Linked DNA regions of Homo sapiens: regions 2, 3 and 4 are each linked to region 1. A link is a loop called in an ENCODE intact Hi-C map of the cell type or tissue named here. Cell type or tissue: PC-3. All regions are shown on one strand. Each heading gives the region's core, and the rest is flanking DNA. Links, peaks and the distances in the headings are about the cores only.

Region 1 (7,866 bases), core at 1,713-5,712:
TGTAATCCCAGTACTTTGGGAGGCCGAGGCAGGCGGATCACTTGATGTCAGGAGTTCGTGACCAGCCTGGCCAACATGGTGAAACCTTGTCTCCACTAAAAATACAAAAAAAATTAGCTGGGTGTGGTGGTGCATGCCTGTAATCTCAGCTACTTGGGAGGCTGAGGCAGAAGAATCACTTGAAACTGGAAGGCAGAGGTTGCAGTGAGCCAAGATCGTGCCACTGCACTCCAGCCTGGGCAAAAGAGCAAAACTCCATCTCAAAAAAAAAAAAAAGAATTACTGGGCTTGGTGGCGTGCACGCGCCTGTAGTCTCAGCTACTTAGAGAGCTGAGGTGGGAGGATAACCTAAGTCCAGGAGGTCAAGGCTGCAGTGAGCCATGATAGCACCACTGCACTCCAGCTGGGGTGACAGAGTGACACCCTGTCTCAAAAATAAACAAGTAAAATAAAACTAAAACAACGAGCACTGTATTATCTAATGCAATTTATAAAATAAGCAAAGTTCAGCAATCTTCAATGGAAAAGGTCATAGTATTTGAAAATTAAGAATGTTTTGATGCTGATTTTTATCAAAATGGTACTTCAAGCCATTAATTGGAACAAATTCCAAACTCACAGTTACTTGCATCACCTCACTTTAGAATCAAATCATGAGTCCATTTCAGCTAATAATTTATTTTGATTTTTAGCTTCATGGTCCACTTCAATGGAAAGAGATTTTGTAGCAGTGACTTTGCTTCTCAGACTTTCAGTGAGTCTCATTTTCTTCCTCACAGGCACTATACTCACTGTTAGCATAGCCATAGTTCCCATAGTTGGGAACTCCTGGGTACTCCTATACCCAGACCTGCCCGCCTCATCCTGCCAGAGAAAAGAAGGAAAAGGCAGGCATGTGGGGAGAAGTGGTGAGTGGGTAGGAAATAGGTAGGGGTGACCCAGAGCACATCTTCAGTATCAGTGCCCAGCGGAATACCAATTTCTTCCTAAAAGTGCCATGACATCAGTGAAATATAAATATTATGCCTTTTTCGAATTGCAATGTGTATAACTATTATCCTATGTTTGCCCCACTATTGTATGTTTGGAGTACTGGAAGATCATAACATGTCTCTTTAGTTTTACAGGTCCACAGATAGAGAGGAATTGTGCCTGGGGACTGTTATTATGGGTTACCCTAGAGCCCCATCCTCTCCTGATTTCTACATGATTTACGTGATGGGATTGGGGGCATATGAGCCATTGAGATTTAGATGAGAATTTTTGATTTTGAGTTGATACTCTAATGGGAATTTGGGGAAGACAGTATTCTAAATAGCCCCTTAATCTCTGCCCTCTATTGTCACCCCCTTATTATGTTATGTTACATGAAAAAGTGATTTTACAGATGCTATTAAGGTGACTAATCAGTTGACCTTAAAATAAGATGTCAACCACGTGGGCCTATCCTAATTACATAGAGCCCTTAAAACAAGAGAGTTTTCTCTGGCTTACTGGGGAAGCAAAAGTCAGAGATTCAAAGCCTGAGAGAAATTCAATGTGTCACTGATGGCTTGAAGAAGGAGGAACCTACAAACTGATGAATTTGAGTGACCTCTAGGAGCTGAGATTGATTCCTGGGCAACAGTTGCTAGCAGAGAATGGAGACTTTAGTCCTACAACCACAAGAACTGAATTCTGCCAACAACCTGAATGAGCTCAGGAGAATATTCCTCCCCAGAGTCTCCTGATGAGAACATAGCTCAGCTGACATCTTGATTTTATTCAACCTTTGAGATCCTGAACAGAGGGCCCAGCTACAATATGCTGGATACCTGACCCATGGAAACTATAGCTAATAATCTGTATTATTTACTGTTGTAAGTTTGGGGTAATTTGTTATGCAACAATAGAAAACTAGTGTGTGTGTCTATGTAACACTATGTGTATAATTCTATGCATTTATATTCTTTAAATAGAAGAGATGACATTTTTACAAAATCATATAAAATCGGTCTAGCCAGAGGTTTATAGAACAATCTTGTGAGTCAGTAATAAAATGAAATTTATAGTACAGATAGAATTCCAATTTTTAAAAAGCCCTTAATAAAGAGGGATAGCTCTAGGTTCAAGCTTCTTATTGCTTTATCCTTCTGGGAGAATCTGTGAGAAGGATACCTCATTAGTATATACTGTCAAAGGGTTGAAATCTCAATAAAACAAACAGTTCAACAAGTAATCATTTAGCACCTTATAAGTGCCACTGGACACTAAGGTTAGCACTGGGGGTTGGGTGATTTTTTTTTGTAATTCAGGACTATGAGAAATAAATTTATGTTGTTTATGAGTTGGTATAAGCTTATAAGAGCAAAGGATATTATAAGAGCAAAGGATGCATTCTTAGCATTGGATGCTCATATACCTCATCCAAGGGAGATGAGGTGAGTGTGGCTTCTTGACTTTCTCCTGTTCTTTACAGAACACTGCCCCAGCTGGTGGAGATGGCATTTTGCCTGTCCAGGTTGAGGTCCTTTCAGGTTGCAGGTTGCAGGAGGCCATAAGCAGGAGCTTACCAAGTCTCTTAATACCTCAAATTATGTCACTCCCAACCGCTCGTATAATTACTTTATAAGGCTGCAAAAACTGCCTTTAGTTAAGCTCCATTTCCTTGGTCTAACTAGTGTAGATTTCAGGTACAATTTCTTACTATGCCAGTGGTGCCACCCTTACCACATTGGTCTAGGTTTTAGAATAATGACTAAGCATTTCATATGAGTAGTTATATTAGAATGATGAGGAGTGTAAAATTGTTCAAGATGTAGCAAAGCTTAACATGAAGGCTGGGCTACGGTCCTCAAAACCTAGTTCATAGAGTAGTCCTGGGAATTAAATGATGTAAGGCATTAATTAAATGATATAAGTGCTTAATTCAATGCCTGGCATAAACGAACAACTCAATAAATGTTAGTTGCTATTGTTGTTAATTGCTATGACTTACTTGTTAGTGCCCTTATGGTAACAACTATTATTGCAAAATAATTACAGAAAAGAAGGGCTGATATTGGGAGAAAGAGGAGAGGATCTGGAAGTCCTGAAGAGGCTGAAGAAATAATAGACTGGGAGTAACTGAATGAGAATGTTGGAAGAAAGGTTGCAGTTAGTGAATGGAGTGTTTGAATTTAATATTTAGGAGATAGAATAATTCCAAGTAATGATAGAAGTATAGCAAACTGGGATGGACGTGGAGTATGTGTGATGTGAAATGGGAGATAGGAGAAGAAGGTCATTAACACTAAGGAAGCCAAAGGAGTCTGGAGAATCAGGTAGGGTATCCGTGTGGCTTTGGAACACTCTCAGGATGACAGCACAACTTAGACTACAGGAGGCAATGGAAAACACTAATGTCTTTAATAAAAGAAGGAAGTACCTGAATCCTTGTTGGTAGGATTTCCAAGACTGAGAGTGTCTCTGGATCCTGTCGTTTTAGCAGAACTACTCTGTGCACTATTTATACCCTTGTTGGAGTTCTCTCTACCTTCTAACTTCAGGAAGTGATTTTATTGTGCCAGTTCCCAGAAAGCTGATGGGGCAGTGTATTCATGCCCAAGCTGGCTGTTTGGAATACATCTAATGTACCCATTCTTCCAGCCCAGGCAAACTGCCCTTAAGAGCTACTTGATCCAACATCACGAAATCTGTTCTCATTCTAATTTAGAATGCAGGAACTTGTGTGGTGACTCATATGTTTGAAAAGCTCAAATTAAGTAGTGGTGATCTCAACCATGATTCACTGATGAGAACTGGAAAGTGATTCATCTCCTTTATGTGCTTGTCCTTGGGAGTCTCCAGGCTTAAAGGTCTTCCAGAAACACACTGCACTCAAGGAAAGACACTGGGCCCTCCTGTGGTGGTATTTTAGCAATTACACAGAGGCATTCACTACATTTTTTTACTAGGTCATTTCCTTTAGTTCATTTTATTCCCATCTACAGTCCACAAGATGCTCTTGTGCTGTAATGATTCACTGCCGATAAATGAAAAGTCAATGATACTTTTAGGTCAAAGGTGGGTGTACATTTAGTAAACCATTGGTGCAGATTCACAATTATCTAATATGTAGGGATAACTGTATTTTTCTTAGTATGTACTTGTTATCAAGGAGTAACTTTTTTCTTACCACAGTAACAGGGTTTGAATGTATTTTATATGATACTGTCAGAGGCGTTTAAACCAGAGCAACTCCATCTTGCATAGGCGCTGGGTAAAATAAGACTGAGACCTACTGGGCTGCATTCCCAGGAAGTTAAGTCACTCTTAGTCACAGGATGAGATAGGAGGTTGGCACAAGATATAGGACACAAAGACCTTGCTGATAAAACATTATGTGGTCAAGAAGCCTGCCAAAACCCACCAAAACCAAGATGGTGATGAAAGTGACCTCTGCTCTCCTCACTGCTCATTATATGCCAATTATAATGCATTAGCATGTTAACAGTTACTCCCACCAGTGCAGTGACAGCAGTTTACAAATGCCATGACAATGTCAAGAAGTTACCCTGTATGGCTTCAAAATGGGAGAATCCCTCAGTTCTGGGAATGGCCCACCCCTTTCCTGGAAAACTCATGAATAATCAACCTCTTGTTTAGCATATAATCAAGAAATAACTATAAGTATCTCCTTAGTCCAGCAGCCCAAGCTGCTGCTCTGCCTATAGGGTAGCCATTCTTTATTGCTTTACTTTCTTAAAACTTGCTTTCACTTTCCTCTATGAGCTCACCCCAAATTCTTTCTTGTGCAAGATCCAAGAACCCTGTCTTGGGGTCTGGATCAGGACCCCTTTCTGGTAACAATACCAAGAGGGAATACTAATTAAAAAACTAGTTTAAAGTTAAGATAACTTACACTAAAATAAACCAAAGATTCTTGTATACTGGTAATAGCACTGTGTGGAATTACAAATCCATACCCAAACAATCTACCTGACAAAGTAAGATCATATAATTTAACCAGATTAAGTATTTTTGCATCTACTATGCTGAGCAACCAGAACTAGGTAGGCACTATTGCTATGAATTTTCCTAGTATTTGTTTAAAAAAATTCACTATAGACCTGGTAAACAATCAATTACAATCCCATCTGATATAGTTGTGACCCTGTCCTCAGTTTGTAATGCTTCTAGCTAACATTTACAGTGAACCCATTTTGTGATAGGAACTGATCTAAGTACTGTCAGGCCTCTGAGCCCAAGTCAAACCATCGCATCCCCTGTGACTTGCATGTATACGCCCAGATGGCCTGAAGTAACTGAAGAATCACAAAAGAAGTGAAAAGGCCCTGCCCCGCCTTAACTGATGACATTCCACCATTGTGATTTGTTCCTGCCCCACCTTAACTGAGTGATTAACCCTGTGAATTTCCTTCTCCTGGCTCAGAAGCTCCCCCACTGAGCACCTTGTGACCCCCGCCCCTGCCCACCAGAGAACAACCCCCTTTGACTGTAATTTTCCATTACCTTCCCAAATCCTATATAAGACGGCCCCACCCTTATCTCCCTTCGCTGACTCTCTTTTCGGACTCAGCCCACCTGCACCCAGGTGAAATAAACAGCTTTATTGCTCACACAAAGCCTGTTTGGTGGTCTCTTCACACAGAGGCGCATGAAATTTGGTGCCGTGACTCGGATCAGGGGACCTCCCTTGGGAGATCAATCCCCCATCCTCCTGCTCTTTGCTCTATGAGAAAGATCCACCTACGACCTCAGGTCCTCAGACCAACCAGCCCAAGAAACATCTCACCAATTTCAAATCTGGTAAGCGGCCTCTTTTTACTCTCTTCTCCAACCTCCCTCACTATCCCTCAACTTCTTTCTCCTTTCAATCTTGGCACCACACTTCAATCTCTCCCTTCTCTTAATTTCAATTCCTTTCATTTTCCGGTAGAGACAAAGGAGACATGTTTTATCCGTGGACCCAAAACTCCGGCGCCGGTCACGGACTGGGAAAGCAGCCTTCCTTTGGTGTTTAATCATTGCAGGGATGTCTCTCTGATTATTCACCCACGTTTCAAAGGTATCAGACCACGCAGGGACGCCTGCCTTGGTCCTTCACCCTTAGCGGCAAGTCCCACTTTTCTGGGGAAGGGGCAAGTACCCCAACCCCTTTTCTCCTTGTCTCTACCCCTTCTCTGCTTTTCTGGGGAAGGGGCAAGTACCCCAACCCCTTCTCTCCTTGTCTCTACCCCTTCTCTGCTTTTCTGGGGAAGGGGCAAGTACTCCAACCCCTTCTCTCCTTGTCTCTACCCCTTCTCTGCTTTTCTGGGGAAGGGGCAAGTACCCCAACCCCTTCTCTCCTTGTCTCTACCCCTTCTCTGCTTTTCTGGGAGAGGGGCAAGTACCCCTCAAACCCTTCTCCTTCACCCTTAGTGGCAAGTCCCGCTTTCCTGGGGCAGGGTCAAGTACCCCTCAACCCCTTCTCCTTCACCTTTAGCGGCAAGTCCCGCTTTTCTGGGGGAGGAGCAAGTACCCCTCAACCCCTTCTCCTTCACCCTTAGTGACAAGTCCTGCTTTTCTAGGGGGCAAGAACCCCCAATACCTTATTTCCACACCCCAACCTCTTATCTCTGTGCCCCTATCCCTTATTTCCGTGCCCCAAACCCCCTTCCCGCTTTTCAGGAGGGTAAGAACCCCTGAACCCCTTCCCTCCATGTCTCTACGCTCTCTTTTCTCTGGGTTTGCCTCCTTCACTATGGGCAACCTTCCACCCTCCATTTCTCCTTCTTCTCCCTTAGCCTGTGTTCTCAAAAACTTAAAACCTCTTCAACTCACACCTGACCTAAAACCTAAATGCTTATTTTCTTCTGCAATGCCGCTTGACCCCAATACAAACTCGACAGTAGTTCCAAATAGCCAGAAAATGGCACTTTGAATTTTTCCATCCTGCAAGATCTAAATAATTCTTGTCGTAAAATAGGCAAATGGTCTGAGGTGCCTGACGTCCAGGCATTCTTTTACACATCAGTCCCTTCCTAGTCTCTGTGCCCAGTGCAACTCGTCCCAAATCTTCCTTCTTTCCCTCCCACCTGTCCCCTCAGTACCAACCCCAAGCGTCGCTTAGTCTTTCTAATCTTCCATTTCTACAGACCCATCTGACCTCTCCCTTCCTCCCAAGGCTGCTCCTCTCCGGGCCGAGCTAGGTCCCAATTCTTCCTCAGCCTCTGCTTCTCCACCCTATAATCTTTTTATCACCTCCCCTCCTCACACCTGGTCCGGCTTACAGTTTCGTTCCGTGACTAGCCCTCCCCGACCTGCCCAGCAACTTACTCTTAAAAAGGTGGCTGGAGCCAAAGGCATAGTCAAGGTTAATGCTCCTTTTTCTTTATCCCAAATCAGAAGCATTTAGGCTCTTTTTCATCAAATATAAAAATCCAGCCCAGTTCATGGCTCGTTTGGCAGCAACCCTGAGATGCTTTACAGCCCTAGACCCTAAAAGGTCTAAAGGCCGTCTTATTCTCAATATACATTTTATTACCCAATCTGCTCCCGACATTAAATAAAACTCCGAAAATTGGAATCTGGCCCTCAATCCCCACAACAGGACTTAATTAACCTCATCTTCAAGGTGTACAATAACAGAAAAAAGTTGCAATTCCTTGCCTCCACTCTGAGACAAACCCCAGCCACATCTCCAGCACACAAGAACTTCCAAATGCCTGAACCACAGCAGCCAGGCTTTCCTCCAGAACCTCCTCCCCCAGGAGCTTGCTACATGTGCCGGAAATCTGGCCACTGGGCCAAGGAATGCCCGCAGCCCAGGATTCCTCCTAAGCCGCGTCCCATCTGTGTGGGACCCCACTGAAAATCGGACTGTTCATCTCACCTGGCAGCCAC
Region 2 (7,866 bases), core at 1,594-5,593, 63 kb before region 1:
CATGGAAAGAATTTAAACTGGAGTCAAACATGAATATTTTCTAACATTATTGAATGGAAATAAAGCATCATACAAAGATATAAACAAAGTTTTCAAATTTCAATATGTTAGGGGAGGACAAAAGAATCTTACAAATCATTTAATTCAGTCTTCTAATTTTGCAGTTAACTAAACTGGACCAACAGCCCACATCTACGTAGATAATTAGTAAGAGAGCCAGGGTTTAAACCTAACTGGTGTCATGTCAGGCTTTAAACTACAAACAAGAATTTAACACATCAAGACAAAAAGTCTTCATGTTATACTTTTAAAAGGCACAGAACAATTAAACAGTTTAGAAATCTAATATGTCTTTAAATTACACGGATGCATTAAGGAACCTCATTTTTAAAAATTATTATTATTATTTTTGGAGGCAGAGTCTCGCTCTGTCACCCAGGCTGGAGTGCAGTGGCACTATCTTGGCTCACTGAAACCTCCACCTCCTGGGTTCAAGCGATTCTCCTGCTTCAGCCTCCTGAGTAGCTGGGATTATAGGTGCCTGCCACCATACCCAACTAATTTTTGTATATTTAGTAGAGACAGGGTTTCACCATGTTGGCCAGGCTGGTCTCAAACTCCTGATCTCAAGTGATCCACCTGCCTCGGCCTCCCAAAGTGCTGGGATTACAGGTGTGAGCCACCATGCCCAGCCAATCTCTTTTTTTTTTTTTGAGACAGAGTTTCACTCTTGTTGCCCAGGCTGGAGTGCAATGACGTGATCTCGGCTCACTGCCACCGCTGCCTCCTGGGTTCAAGTGATTCTCCTGCCTCAGCCTGCCTAGTAGCTGGGATTACAGGCATGCACCACCACACACACCCAGCTAATTTTGTATTTTTAGTAGAGACGGGGTTTCACCATGTTGGTCAAGCTGGTCTCGAACTCCCGACCTCAGGTGATCCACCCGCCTCGGCCTCCCAAAATGCTGGGATTACAGGTGTGAGCCACCATGCCCAGCTGCCAATCTCATTTATTTTTAACAGACATTTGCATTTTTAGTTGATGAGATGATAACAAGCGTCTACCAGAGAAGTGCCTGCTGTCCATGGGTTAATGAATTGGATTATTACAGCAGTGGAGGTGGGTCTCTTTCTTTAGGAAATAGTTGATCAATTTTCTTTGGCTTTCATAATCTTAAATTTAGATCAAGTCAGAGAAATGACAATATATAGCCTTTTGCTTTTAGGATAACAGTATTTTTCAATACACATAGACTTGTTTTGCAATAAATATTCTTTTTTTCTGATCTAAGTGCCACCATTTATCTCCTGTTCTTCTTTATATTTTGTATACACAAAGCCTAAATTGGGTTTGATAGTAGGAATTAAGGAGTTCCATATGAATGGATTTTCCAGACAAAGGAAGCTTACCTACATTATTGAAATTTAACAATTTTAGAAGGAAATCTTTCTAGGCTGTATCACCTACTTATCCATCACCTTTAAAAGAGTCTTGATATCTTCCCTTTAATAGAGAGCTGAGAACAGAGATTTGAAGCCAGACCGCTTTTGTTTAAGACCTGGTTCTGACTCTTACCAGCTGTGTGACCTCAGGCACGTTACTGTCTTGGTTTCCTCATTTGTAAAATAAGAATATTAGTATATTCTTCTTAAAGTAGTTGTGAAGATTGAAAGATAATATATATAAGGCACTTAAGACAGTGTCTGGTATATAATAATTACTAAGTATATATTAGCTCAAGGAGTCACAGTCTACAATGTGAGAGGGGGGTTGGCAGAAGTAAGATATTAATTAATGGAATATACAAGTGCATTTACCAACTTGTGATAAGTGATAGAAAAGGAAAGTACTAAGTGCTATTAGAGTGTTAACAGGGGAACCAGATTTAGCCTGGCATTGTGTTATAGAATTCTTTACATTTTAGTTTTTCCTACTGATGTGTGAATTTTTTGAAAGCAAGAAGCATGTCTTAATCTTCCTTATGTAACTGTCAGTAAGCACAGTCTCTGGCGCATAGCAGGGGCTCGAGACTACTTTGGAAGGAGAGATTAAAGGAAAGAAAGAAAAAATTCTACAGGCATCACCCGGAGAATATAAAGATATTCCAGGCAAGTATTCTGCAGGGGGTAGAGAATTATGCTCCTTGGTGACCCTGCCACCTGCAGAGGTGCAGTACCTCCCGCACAGGGGTCAGCATCCCAGTGATTCCTGGCATCTGCAGCTTAATGAGGATGTATCCATTTATGCATTAAGGTTCATTTCCCTTGTTCAAAGCAGTCCCTCAGGTCTTCCCGGAGGACTGGTTTGCTTATTTTATACAGGATTCTTAGAATACTGCTGACATGTTTGATAATCAGAGAGTCTTGGGAAGGGGGTTGCTTATCTTGGGGAAAGTCAGCGAGCTATGTTTGAAGGCAGGTTTTCTTCCTCTCTTGAGAGAGTTGAGCAGTTTGAAAATAGGCTGCCTTCAGCCTTGCTTGGAATCTGGAGTGAAAGAGAAATACAGGGATGCAGCACTGAAGGAGCCCTGCTGTTCTCCTGGCCTGAGGGCTGAATTGATTCCACAGGTAACCTAGCATGAGCCTTCCACTTCATATGGGAGAAAAGGGAGGAGCAGATGGCCAGGTGCCTTGCCCCAGGTCACACAGTGGCAAAGCCTGAAGCCCTCAGACTTGCACGCTCCCAGCTGACACCCTATACAACACATGGGGAATGGGAAATTGGAATCGACTTTAAAAAAAAAAATCTATGAATCAAAAGCCGGGTTTGTTGGGGCATACCTGTAGTCCTAGCTACTCAGGAGGCTGAGCTGGAGGATCACTTGAGCCCAGGAGTTCAAAGCTAGCCTGGGCAATATAATGAGACCCTATCTCTAAAATAATAATAATAATAATAAAATCTATGAATAAGTTAGGAAAGACAAGGAAGAGACTGACTTGTGCGAACCTCCAATTTTAAATTGTGTTAGCTTAGAAGAAAGACTATTTTTTAAAAATGTAATCAAAATAGTTGATGAGAACAACAGTAATACCAGAAAACACTTATATGTTATTTGTTATTTGCTTGGCATCATTCTGAGAGTTTTATATGTATAAATTCATTTAACTTCCATAACACTTCCTGGCCTAGATTTTATTAATTTTACACGTGAGGAAAACTGAGACATGGGAGCTTAAGCAACTTGCCCAAGGTCACACATTTAGTCGGTTGGAGAGTTAGAATGAAGATTTAGTTAAATATTTGCAGGAGCTGCGGAGTGTGCTGGCTAGCTGTCTTGCTGCTGCCACGGCTCTGCCCTCTGGCGGCTCACCCTGGCCCATGGATGAGGATGTCTGGCTAAGCCCAGGGCTTAATGGCCCTCTCCTGCTTTACAGAAGAACCCTGGAGTCGGGGCTCCTTGACATAAAACTGGTTTGTGTCCATAGGTTTATGACATTACTTTTTTATGTTGTCAGTGGGGCAGTGTCCTGGTAATTGCTGTCATTGTTCTATATTTGTCCCTGTATAGTCACTGGCTGAGAGCTTTCTTAAACTGAAACTCTAGAGCACTGAAGGATTTTAGATTTTTCTAGATACAAAATAGAATTTCAGGGGCATAGTGAATTTTGGGATCTGTCTTCAGCTTTCTTTATATCAGTGGAAATCCACCCCAGATATTAGAAATAAGGACCAGAAAAAAATTAATTAACTGTGATGGAGGAATCTAGTCATTGGACCAATTTGCTTTAAGAAACAAAAGAATTATGAAAAACTCAGAAATTTTTTTTTTTTTTTTTTTAGACAGGGTCTTTGTCACCTGGGCTGGAATGCAGTGGTGCAATCATGGCTGACTGAAGCCTCTACCTCCCCTGGCTCAGAGGATCCTCTCACCTCAGCCTCCTGAGTAGCTGGGACCACAGGCACGCACTACCACACCCAGCTAATTTTTAAGAAATATTTTTGCTGGGCATGGTGGCTCATGCCTGCAATCCCAGCACTTTGGGAGGCCGAGGTGGGCGGATCACCTGAGGTCGGGAGTTTGAGACCAGCCTGACCAACATGGAGAAACCTCATCTCTGCTAAAAATACAAAATCAGCCAGGCATGGTGGCACATGCTGAGGCTGGAGGCTGAGGCAGGAGAACCACTTGAACCTGGGAGGTGGAGGTTGCAGTGAGCCAAGATCGCGCCATTGCACTCCAGCCTGGGCAATAAGAGCGAAACTCTGTCTCAAAACAAAAAACAAACAACAACAACAAAAAAAAGCCAACATATTTTCGTAGAGATTACAGGCATGATCCACCACAACTGACTCAGAATTGTTTACAAGCCCTCAAGTTTGGAAAATCATCTGCAGATGTTAAGATATGTCCAGATAAGAAAACATCCAAATTGAACTGAGAGCACAAGGAACTACCCTGGACAGAATAAAAGTGAAAACTAGGTGAAAAAAAAATTAAAGAAAGGCAAGGGCATTACTGAATACTTACTATGTGCTAATCTTTGCCAAGGTACACTTCTCTGTCCCTTTAATGTGGTCCCATTCTCACTCGTTTCCCATTCTCAGATCTCACCTCAAAGCTTTGCTAAGAGAAGCAGTTAGGATCAACAAGAGAGTCTTGTTTCATTTCAGGAGCTCCACTAAGAAGGCTCCTGGAGTCGAACTTGTCCCAGGCTCAGAGGAAAGGGACGGTCAGACTCTATCCTTAACTAGGACCCAGGGGAGAAGACAGAAAAGAAAAAGAAAGTATGGAGGAAACAGAGAAGGTAAATTCTGTGTGGACTCAAAGGCAGCCTGTTGAGAACAGCAGCTGAACTGTTTTTAGCATCCTCTGGATTCCAAATGTGTCTGTGACCCAGCTACAAGAAAACTGGGCTCTTCCTGGTAATGGTTGATATCTGTATGCCCTTCCAGATCTCCGCTGCATAAAGGCAAAACTCCATCTAGTCCAACTGTCAGGATAGCCCTCTGTGCTAATTACACAAATAAGCAGGCTGAGATCTAGATAGCTTACCAAAACTCAAACAGCTAGTATAAGGCAGAATGAGGCCTAAAACCCAGGTCTGGTGTTTTGAAACCAAAACACTTTTCATTACTTCAGGTGCTGGTTAAATATCCAGCCCAGCACACAAATGCCCTCGTGAGTTAGGATACTTGTGTGTGTGTCTGAGTTCTCCATCCCTTTTCTGCCCCTCAGTTCCTCCTCCCAGGGGCACAGAGCCCTGATGTTGCCCTGGAGAAGGCCTTGCAACATCTGGAAGTCCAGGGAGAGTGAAGTGACTGCTGTGCCAGGTTGAGTCAGTGGAGGAACGCAGGCGTGTCAGCGGGTTCCCAGGGGCGCTTTTCATCACCGAGGCACTCAGTAACAGGCTATCAATACCATTCCGAAATAGAAAGCATCAAACGGCCCAGGCTGTGGCTTTGAGTCGCCACCGAGGTGGCCAGCACAGGAAGCATTAGCACGTCTTGCTTTTCTAGGAATAAAAGAACCGCAACTGTGTCCTTGAGTGTGTTAAACAATGTTAACTAGAGGGAAGGGTCAGGAGAGAGGTATGTGTGGTGGTTTATGGGCAGGAGATGAGAGAAACCACATGGCTCATTTGCCCGGCACTAATGGATCTGAAGCCAGGAGCCGGAGGCCAAGGGCACTGCTGTCTTGAAATGAGAAGAACTGAGAACAAGGGAAGTCCATTAGTGTCATGTTTGTGTTTCTCCTCCTCTGAAGCTGGATTCCAAGCTCACAGGGAGAAACGACCAACAGTTTTCATCCTCAAGAGCTTTTTCCCGTTAGTGTCAAATTATGCCAGTATGGAAAAGGCAAAAAAACAGCAGTATAAATGGAGGCATTTGGAAGCGTACTAGGAAGCCTCTCTCCTCTGCCCAGGGCAAAGCTCAGATGCCTTAGGAAGATGATTAAGTTGATATTTGGGGCAGGGGTTGCTCCTTCGCCCTTGACACGTGGATTTTCAGCAAGAGATCACCTTACTTACACAGGGTCTGAATCAAGTCCTGCTAACTAAAAAGTCAACCAAAGGCATCCAATTCACAATGTGACCTATTAATCAAGATCATCATGTACCTTAGCTCTGAGCCATCACTAATTTCACCAAAACAAAATTGTTTTGATCTATAGAAATAAAAAATAACATCTTTAAAATAATAACATCTAATATGTACAAGCACTTACTTTGGGCCAGGCATTAAGTGCTTTACAAGTTCTAACCCATTTAACTCTTACAGTGATGCAAAGAGGTAGAAAATTGTTGTATCCCCACTTTCAAACAAGAACACAGAGACACAGTGGAGTATTTCATCATCTATTGCCACTTAACAAACTACTGCAATACTTCGTGACCTAAAACAACAATTTATTGCCATTATCTCATGTTTCTGGGGGAGCAGGAATTTGACGGGCAGTGCTACTCTGCTCCATGGGGTCTAGGACTACAGCTGGGATGATTTGAATAGTGAGGGGCTGGCCAGGCATCTCTGTCTGCATGGTGACTTCACAGGGCTAGCTTGAGTTTTTTCCTAGCATAGTGGCCTCGGGGTAGTTGGACTTCCAACATGGTGCCCCAGGGCAAGTTGTCCAAGAGGTCTGAGTGGAAGCTATAAGGCTTCTTATCAAATAGCCTAGGAACCCACAGGAGGTGACTTCTGCCACAGGCCAGTCATTAAGACTAGCCAACATTCAGGGGAAAGGGAATTAGATTCTACCTCTAAATATGAAGAAAATCAACAAATTTAGAAGTATTTTCAGTCTGCTACAGTAAGTAATCAAGTCATATAACTAGTAAGCTGAAAAATAGCATTTTAACCTAGACACTCTTTTGTAATTTTTAGAATTTATGTATTTATTTTAATTTTTGATTTTGTAAGTACATAGTAGCTGTATATACTTATGACGTACATGTGATGTTTTGATACAGGCATGCAATGCATAATAATCACATCATGGAGAATGAATGGGTTATCCATTCCCTCAAGCACTTATCCTTTGTATTATGAACAATCCAATTATACTGTTTTAGTTATTTTTAAATGTACAATTAAGTTATTATTGACTACAGTCACCCCATTGTGCTATCAAATAGTAGGTCTTATTCATTCTTTCTATTTTTTTGTACCCATTAACCATCCCCACCTCTCCTCTTCCCCTTCCCCCCCAGTTTATTTTATTTTAGATTCAAGAGGTACATGTGCAGGTTTATTACAAGGGTATGTTGCATGATGCTGAGGTTTGGGCTTCTATTGATCCTGTCACCCAGATAGTGAACATACTACCCAATAGGTAGTTTTTCAACCCTTGGACTCCCCCTTCCCTTTTTTGCCATTCCCAGTGTCTATTATTCTCATCTTTATGTTCATGTGTATCCAATGTTTAGCTCCCACTTATTAGTGAGAACACGTGGTATTTGGTTTTCTGTTTATGTGTTTATTCACTTAGGAAAACAGCCTCCAACTGCATCCTTGTTGCTGCATACAACATGAGTTCATTATTTTTATGACTGCATAGTATTCTATTAACCCAGACACTCTTAACCACTACATCTGGAAGTTGAATTTATATATCATTGACACAAATTCAGTGGATGATGGATATTCTGGCATTCATTTGTAATTCAATTGTTTGGAAAATTTACACTTTCTTCTAGAGGTGTAATGTTTCTTTTCCTCTTTCCTTAAGTATTTGTTAAACACCAACTTTGTGCCAGGCACTGTCCTAGGTGTTAGGGATAAAAAGCAAACAAACTACTGTCCCTGATTTTCAATGTTGTTATGGTTTGGCTGTGTCCCCATCCAAATCTCATCTTGAATTGTAGCTTCCATAATTCCTATGTGTTGGGGGAGGGACCTGGTGGGAGATAATTGAATCATGGGGGCGG
Region 3 (4,000 bases), core at 1-4,000, 260 kb before region 1:
TGCTAGATCCTGTCCTTCCCAATTATGATCCAAAAAATCATGCTAGGATAACTGTCTGGAAAAAATATTTAATTGGTCTTCCAGCTGGGAAACAAATTCTATATGAATTGATGAGAAAAAAAAAACAGAATTTTTAAAACTAGAAAAAATGTGGGTGACCTATTATCTTAGGGGATATTTCTTTAAGCATGAAAGCAAAACTAGAAACTATAAAAGAAAAAATGTACAGGTTGACTACATAGAAAAAAGCTCTATATCCTGGTAAACATCCAAATCAAAATAAAAGCTAGTGACAAATGGAGAAAAGTTGAGCTACCCGTGTAACAGACAAAAGATAAATATACTAAATCAGACTCTCAAGAAAATGGATAAAGAATCTGAACTGACAACCTAAAAATATCAAGTCATAGGAACATGAAACATGCTCAGTGTTACTGGTAATGAAGTAAATGCAAAATTCAATTTCTGCATCTTGAAGTTGCAAATTTCAAAACTACGTAGTGTCAGTGAGGATGCGGGCCACAGCCTCTCTCATTCTGCTGTTGGCACAGTTCTGGAGGGCTCTGTATGCTTACAGGTGTCCATGATAAATGCTTTTCTGTGTAGCCTTCATCGCTATCACCTTACTATCTATTGCCTCCTCCCTCCCGCCTTCCTTTACCACACCAATATACTTCACAATGATAGGGATATTGTTTACTGATCTGCCCCAAATGCTTACAATAGCACCTGGCCCGGCTGGTTGTGGTGGCTCACGCCTGTAATCCCAACACTTTGGGAAGCCAAGACGGGCAAATCACAAGGTCAGGAGTTCGAGACCAGCCTGGCCAACATGGTGAAACCCCATCTCTACTAAAAATACAAAAAATTAGCTGGGCGTGGTGGCAGATGCCTGTAATCCCAGGCTACTCAGGAGGCTAAGGCAGGAGAATCACTTTGAACCCAGGAGGTGGAGATTGTAGTGAGCCGAGATCACGCCACTGCATTCCAGCCTGGGTGACGAGCAAGACTCTGTCTCAAAAAAAAAAAAAAAAAAAAAAAAAAAGCACCTGGCCCAATATTAGATGTTCAACATATGCTTATTGAATGAATAATTGATCTTTAACCCAGTAGTTCTTAGGAATTGATACTAAGGCAACAATCAGTGATGTACAAAAAAGATTTATATCCAAGGATGCTCATTTCAACATATATTGTAATAGTCAAACTTTGCAAACCACTGAAATGTCCAGTAAAAATTATGAACCATCCTTTTTAGAGACTATAATAGTAAAGTCATGAAAATCATGTTATAGAAGACAACACAATAACATAGAAAGATTTCCTAGATATATTTTGAAAAGGGCAGGTTATATAACTGTCCAGAAATTTATTTTCTATGTATAATACAATCTTAATGTATATAAATCTACACATATATGCATGGAAAAACTTGTGTAAGAACATACTGACATTTTAACAGTATTTATCTTTGGATAGAGTAATTGTAAAATGTTTACATGTTTTTCTTTACTCTTTCATGTATTTTTGCAGAGTTTCTGTGATAGGACCATTTTGTTTTTGAGACTGGATTAAAAACAATGTAGCAGAGGCCATGGGTGCCTCACCCATATTCCTCAAGCTGGCCCTAGTTCCAAGTAGCTAAGAGCCTGGCGGTGGCCCTCTACCTACAAAGGATGGGAGTGGAGTGGCTCTCTCTCACAGCTTCCTCAGCCCCAGGGGACAACTCTGCAGCATGTTCCTCACAGCTTGACAGAGGCCCTGGCCGTGCACCTTGGTGGCTGTTCTTTGCATTCCCTTCTTCTCAGCCTTGCTTCTCCATGCCACCTCAGTGCTTCCTGGAATCACCTTTCAAGCCAGCTACTTGCACACAAATCCTTGTCCCAGAGTCTGCTTTTAGGAGGAGCCCAGGCTAAAAGGCACAAACGCTGTTTTAAAAATCCTGCCCACTCCGTGTAAAGAACATCAGCCAAGCATGGTGCTATAGAAATAACTCCTATCTTGGCTGTTCCTGTGTGTAGTTCACTTTCAATCTCTCAGCATCCCTGAGTTGAAGAGAGATCTTGCTTAACTGGGAGGGAAGGCCAAGGGGTTTCTGGATACAGGAGCCACCTTGGGGATCTTAGAGCCTCAGAAGAGGCAAGGATGTACGTTATAAGAAGGGGCTGTCCAGATGATAAATGAAATTAATAAACCACCCCTGTGATGCCAGCACATGGCTCACAGCAGATCTGCATCAGGCGCCTACCATTGCCCTAGGATGCCATTAACACCTACTCTTCCTTATGAGGCTTAGAATCAGGGCTGCTGAGGACTTCAGAAATCATCTCATTCAGGTGGGGTGAAGGGGGTGGGTAGCTTCCCTGAGGGTCCCACAGCAAGAGTTAGAGACACAGCCAGGACCAGAACTTACTGAAAAGCAATAATCCAAGGTCTGACTTGGGTTCTGAGGATTTGCTCAGTTATAGATGTCATTCTCGATTTGGCCTGAAGAGGGCAGACACTTGCCATTCATGGAGGTGAAGAGCTTGTTTTTAAGGCTGGACTAACATCTCCCAATAAGGTCATTTGGTTCTAGTGAGAGTTGCAGCTCACAACATTCTTGACTCTTCTGCTGCAAATATGCTACTGGAAAGACACTGAAGTTCACAGACTGAAGTTCCTTTAGTTCCAACTCTGGCACTGTAATAGGTGACCTTGCACAGGTCACTTCACCTCTCTGAGTCTCACTTCTTGTGAAGTAAGATCTCTACTCCGTGACTGAGAAGGTGGTATTGGGGAGTGATATGTAACTTACAAAGTTGCATATTACAACACACATCACTGCTGTTAAGTTCTGTGTGTGTGTGTGTGTGTGTGTGCGCGCGCGCACATGTGCACACTCGTGATGGAGAGAGCTTGATAAAGGAGAGAGGCCTAGGCCAAAGGAGCTTTTTCTGGCCTCAGGTGAATATATATTTGTAAATTCTCTAGCAATTGGAACCAATTCACTTTGTACTTGGAAAAGACTTAACTGCTTTTACTTTATATTTCGAACTGTACTTTTTTAAAAGCTAAAGATGTCCCTTAACCTAACTGGTGTATGGGAAAAAATATACATAACAGGGATATATGTAAAGTTCTACCATTAAGTCAAAAATATTGCTGAATACAGAGAAGGTATTGGTAATACAAATTTTTAAAACTAAGTATTTAGTGGTTGCTTGGTCATGAGAAGCAAAAAAGTAAGAAGTGAGTATTTTTAAAAATCCTGTACCATTTTCCTAGGACATCAAGCCCTAGTACAGGAAGGGACATTTTCACACTAATCTGTGCCAGCTGGAGCAGTCCTGCCATCTGAACATCATATTTTGGAACCCTGAGAAGCTAGGATGCAGTTAACAGGTAAGTAGTAATGGGAGAACTTTCTAGAAACCATGTCTGGAGGAGGGGTTCAGGAGCTGAGATGCTGAGCCTGGGGTAGGGAAGACTTGAGTGGGGCAGGCCCTACAAAAAGGGGTTCCATCAATCCAAATAAGGAAAAGTCACAAAGGAAAGGTCTGGTCTCAATAGTGAAGGGCATTGTTCCCTGAGAGATCAGTGTGTTGTCACAGGAGACAGGAAGCTCTGAACACTTCAAGACATGCTTAGAAGGCCCCCCGATGTCAGCAGAAAAGGGGCTGCTAATGTCATCTCAGAAACCAAGTTATCCCCATGCAACAAAATCAATCACGTATCAAAACATGATGGAGAGACAGCCTGCAGAAGTCAGATGGTTCCCGGAGCACTACAGGATAAAAAGGACCTTGAAATACAGAAGACAAAGTACAGGCTCATGAATGTCTGGACACACCAGCAAATTGAGCCTGACCAACTGCACTGACATCCTGATGAGTCAGCTTGAATCAAGAAGATGGGTCCCAAATAACTCAGGGTCACGCAGCAGAGAGAGATGGGGATTAGTCAAGTGTGTTCACTCTCTCACCGACTCTTCCTGATTGAATTCCCACACTATGCTAGG
Region 4 (4,000 bases), core at 1-4,000, 210 kb before region 1:
TAGCACAGAAGACACAATCTTCTGGCTCACCCTACTGAGAAGAGGTGATATTTACCAATGAATTGCAGAATAGGAGTTCACTAGGCAGCGAGATAGGAAAAGGCATTACAGGCAGAGGAAGCCCCATGTATAAAAAGTCACATAAGCACAAAATAGCAGGGAAAGCAACTAATTCAATATGGCAGGGAATGTGAGAGGGACTGGAGGGAACAGGGAAGGCTAGAGAACAGGAAGGGTCTAATGACAAAGGGAAGAAGCTTGCCCTGAGTGCTGCAGCATTTTGCTTAGAGGATGTTAAAGCAAAGGAGGAGATTCTGGCAGCTGTGCGGAAGACGGACTGGGATGGGGGGCCAGGTAGACAAAGAGACATCCTAAGGAAACTGAGGCCCACTGCTAACACAGTTCTCAGTGTGCTTAAGACGATTTAACCTTGTGGAAAATACTGCCAGGAGGATATTTTCTAAGGAATTTGTTTACCAAAGAATCTGAACCCAATGATGAACCAATCTTTCGCTAACAAAGCTAGAGAACTCAGAACCATCTAAGTTAGCAAGTGTTAAAACACTGGAAAGCAAATGTGGCAACAGCACTTTCCTATTTGACCATAATCAACATCAATGTGGAAAGAAAACAAACCTGAAAGCAAGTGAGGAAAACACACAGTGGGTTTCTTTGCTTTCTCTCCAGGACACTGTCAGTACACAGAGCATTTAGAATAGCTGATTTGATCGTTGTGAAAATCTACCTGCGTGCCCCTCTCTCTCTCTCTCTCTCTCTGAATGCAATTAGAGAAGACAGCTTCATTCACACTGTGTCTAAAAATAGATGATGGCAGAGTTCACAGACTGACAGCTGCATTGTCATACAGTAACCAGGAAAGGAAAGGGATGGCTAATTTAACTTAACAACTTCCAAAACAAACAGTGCAGAGGGAGTCCAGGATAAAGAAAAAACACACAGGTCAGTTCTTCAAAGAGCTGGCAGAGGGATGGGGTCGCTCCATGGCAGTTTATTAGTCCTCCCAAAATCCTGACGAAACCAGCTAAGTATTTTGCCCAGATCTACCCAGAGTCCTTCAGACAAGAGCTCTGGCAGATGAACCGCTACAGAGATTCAGGCAATATTAGGCAGCAGGGCCAGGACTTTCCCTGCTGACTTCTTCATACATCCCCTGGACACAAGTAAGCTAAGAAGAGTCATGACGTTTTTCTAGGCAAGATAAATAAATGAGTTTTTTCCCCCTTTGCCATATCTAAATTATACTCTGCCTAGCCTGGGGCATTTAAAAAAAAGTTATCCAGGAAATAAACATGCATCATTAAGGGGCAGAAACCAGGTGTCTAAAAGAAGCAAACCATTTCTTTCCCTCCCTTCAGTCCTAAAATGTTTTCTGTTTTCCTCCTCAGTCTGCCTTGCCCAGGGAAGGGATTACGGTTGGGCTTCAAAAGAAACAAGGGAATAATGCCTGTGGACGGGTAGCAGATTCTCTCTGCAGCTCTCCCGCAGCTCCATGTTGGCTCTCAGCGCTGCTGCCAGCCAGCTAAATGTCAGATCACGGCACCCCAACATTCCCTCACTGCATACCTCCATCGCCCTGGTGACTAAGCTGTTTCAACAGCTGTGTTATTGCTGGAGTCAGGCCAGTGTTATTCACACGAAGTATTTGTTTCATACGGCTTATGTGGGGAATTATTGCACTCAGCTTTGGGGTTCTATTTAAAGATAAGGTCCTTCCCTTGATCAATCAGCCAGGACATTCCTCGAGTTGGGCTCCAGGAGACAGTGGGACAATATTCTACTGCCACCCGGGGTTCCAGATAATGGACAGATTCATAATACTATAAAGAAGGTGGATGAAGCATATGTGTGTGTGAGAGAATGGGAAGCATAATGGAAAACCATGACCCTTGGTGGAGCTGCGGAAGAACTCTGCTGCTCCTCCCTCAATAAAAGCCACCCACAACACAAGAGTGTTAAGCTGGACTCCCTTTCTGCTCTTCTTCTCCAGCCATCACCCTCAGCCTTTCCCTTAAAATCATTGCTCTTTCCTTTCGGGTCACGCTAGCACTGTTGCGTTGGTCTCTACATGCATCACTCCACACACCTGCCCCGAATGCCATCTCCTCCCTCAGCCCTTGGCTTCTCCTATCTCATCAAATGGTTTATGACCATTGATGTTCCTATCATGTAGGAAGCAAGTTGGGCCTGTTGGCCTGGTGACCTCCTCCACTACTCCACATCCTCTTCTGAGTGTGAGTAAGATAAGGGCTGTGTTACTAACTGCTGAGTTAATCAACCCAAACTCCCTTATATGGAGGGACAACTGGGAAAAGGAAAAGGCATTACATCCATGAGCTTTATGTCCTGTAGGTGGGACTAATTTCTATTTCTAGCTCATTCTAGGCTGAATCTCCATCAAAGAGGCCTACTGGCCTGTTCTCCCTCCAAAGTTGTTCTCACCAAGAGCAATCGGGCACCATTTTCTGATGCTGAAAAGATCTCAGAAATATGTTTTCTTATAAATGAAGTATTTTTAAAAGAAATAAAACAATGATTCCTAAGAGCTCACATTTTTTACTGCCTACTATGTGTAGACATTTTCACCCATGCAGATGCCAGCCAGATGGAAACCATCACAGGCAATTTCAAAGTGAGGAAACTGAGGCCCATGGCCATGCTACCAATGTGAGAGGGAGGCAAAATGAGAACCCAGGTTTGCCTGACTCAGCAGCTCAAGTACTTTCCCCTTATGTCTCTCAGTCATGGGGTAGGAAAGTTAGGACACCCGCTTCTTGCTCTAAAAAGGCCACTATTTAGCCAAACAATTTGAGTAAGTCACTTTACATAATGTATTATTTCATGAAATACTACAGTTGGATCATAGGCTTACTAAGATCCTTTCTAGTTCTAATATTTCATGAATGTAGAAATCTAAAACACCTCCAGCTGTTGACTGCCTTCTATACTTAAGGCACTGAGGCCAAAACAAAGAGCTATAAAACCATGCCTGTCCTCAGGGCACTTATAATGGAGTTTGAGTGACAAAGGATAACAAGTTGAGTTTGACTAATGGAAGAGTTAAACAATTAACAAATACAAAAATACCAGAGAACCAGACTACAGGGCAGTGCTTGAGAAATAACACCGCATACCAGCATGACTATACAAGGAGAAAAGTAGATTTCAACAATGGTAACACCCCTAACCCGGAAAATACATTTGTGCTGCCAGCAGAAAGAAAAGAAGAGACAGAAAACGCTTGCAGGAAAAGCCAGCTACTAGAAGGGATCCCGTCTGTTTCACAGGAAAGCTTTGTTTCTGACAAGTTTCGTAAAGGAAAAAGTAGGCTAGAACAAGCTTTTTTATTTCCAACCCACCTTTTCTTCGTTCCCATGAATGAGGAGGGGATACAAATGAGAGCAGGCAGCCAGGGACAAAAATAATATGGCTGGTGGTTCCTGACCTCTTGGATTCCTGCCAACAGAGAAGCCTGAGAGGCAACATTTAATTGTGGAAAAACCAGCCTGGCTCTCCTCTTATCTTTTTCCTCTGTGACTTAAACCCACAATTACTGGCAACCCCTAGATTCCGAGTCACCCAGCTGGTGGTGGCAGCAATGGCTGTGTCTGTAGCTGAAAAGCAAAAGGGAGTCAGATTTTACCTGCCTCCGAAGCCAGCCCTGGGAGCACAGCCCTAACCCAGCTTGATGACTTCTCCCATTAAAAGGTTCACAGATGCCCTCCCGTTGGGAAAACCACCAAGTGAGAAGTCCAGATGGGAAAAAAAGAAACACGATTTTCAGCTGCTGTATAATTCAAAGGACAAGCTACGAGTCTCAAATCCTGAATTCCACATTTTATTTCAGCACTAGAGATGTGATGTTCAATTCCTTTTCTTAAGAAACAAACTCCAAATTTCTTAGCTGGTCATCAAGGCAACTCACCTACCAGGCCCTCTGTCTTTCAGCAGCTCATCTTTTTTCTCTAATATGGACACTTTT

The links. A loop is a pair of places that touch in the nucleus more often than their neighbours do. Peaks named below come from ENCODE experiments on the same cell type or tissue, not always from the same donor. Only the 100,000 strongest peaks of a DNase experiment are listed, where the experiment ranks them.
Region 2: a loop joins it to region 1, with 4 times the contacts of the local background. A loop is called at or near these places in 2 of 110 quality-filtered maps.
Region 3: it touches region 1 in a loop (7-fold over the local background); 7 of 110 quality-filtered maps call a loop at or near these places.
Region 4: it touches region 1 in a loop (2.9-fold over the local background); 3 of 110 quality-filtered maps call a loop at or near these places.

What each region holds. Positions count from the first base shown.
Region 1 is chr1:68,380,796-68,388,661 of GRCh38, forward strand. No RefSeq gene overlaps it. Among named protein-coding and RNA genes, the nearest start is that of RPE65, 65 kb to the right of the region's middle. RefSeq lists an enhancer at 3,265-4,464. In PC-3, for the core only: CTCF peaks have their summits at 2,481 and 3,912; DNase peaks (open chromatin) are centred at 3,776, 4,396, 5,198 and 5,566; H3K4me3 peaks cover 2,846 bases; H3K27ac peaks cover 4,000 bases.
Region 2 is chr1:68,317,982-68,325,847 of GRCh38, forward strand. No RefSeq gene overlaps it. Among named protein-coding and RNA genes, the nearest start is that of WLS, 89 kb to the left of the region's middle. In PC-3, for the core only: a CTCF peak has its summit at 3,304 (motif pointing left); a DNase peak (open chromatin) is centred at 3,300.
Region 3 is chr1:68,117,858-68,121,857 of GRCh38, forward strand. It overlaps GNG12-AS1 (GNG12, DIRAS3 and WLS antisense RNA 1), which reads left to right. Exons shown (of 10, transcript NR_040077.1): 8 at 3,268-3,384. It also overlaps a transcript of WLS not described here. Among named protein-coding and RNA genes, the nearest start is that of MIR1262, 64 kb to the right of the region's middle. In PC-3, for the core only: a CTCF peak has its summit at 2,497 (motif pointing right); DNase peaks (open chromatin) are centred at 2,514 and 3,874; H3K27ac peaks cover 70 bases.
Region 4 is chr1:68,172,657-68,176,656 of GRCh38, forward strand. The region is part of intron 2 of WLS (Wnt ligand secretion mediator); the gene reads right to left. The region is part of intron 9 of GNG12-AS1 (GNG12, DIRAS3 and WLS antisense RNA 1); the gene reads left to right. Among named protein-coding and RNA genes, the nearest start is that of MIR1262, 9.0 kb to the right of the region's middle. In PC-3, for the core only: no CTCF peak of the experiment used is centred there; DNase peaks (open chromatin) are centred at 1,615 and 2,285; H3K4me3 peaks cover 1,035 bases; H3K27ac peaks cover 560 bases.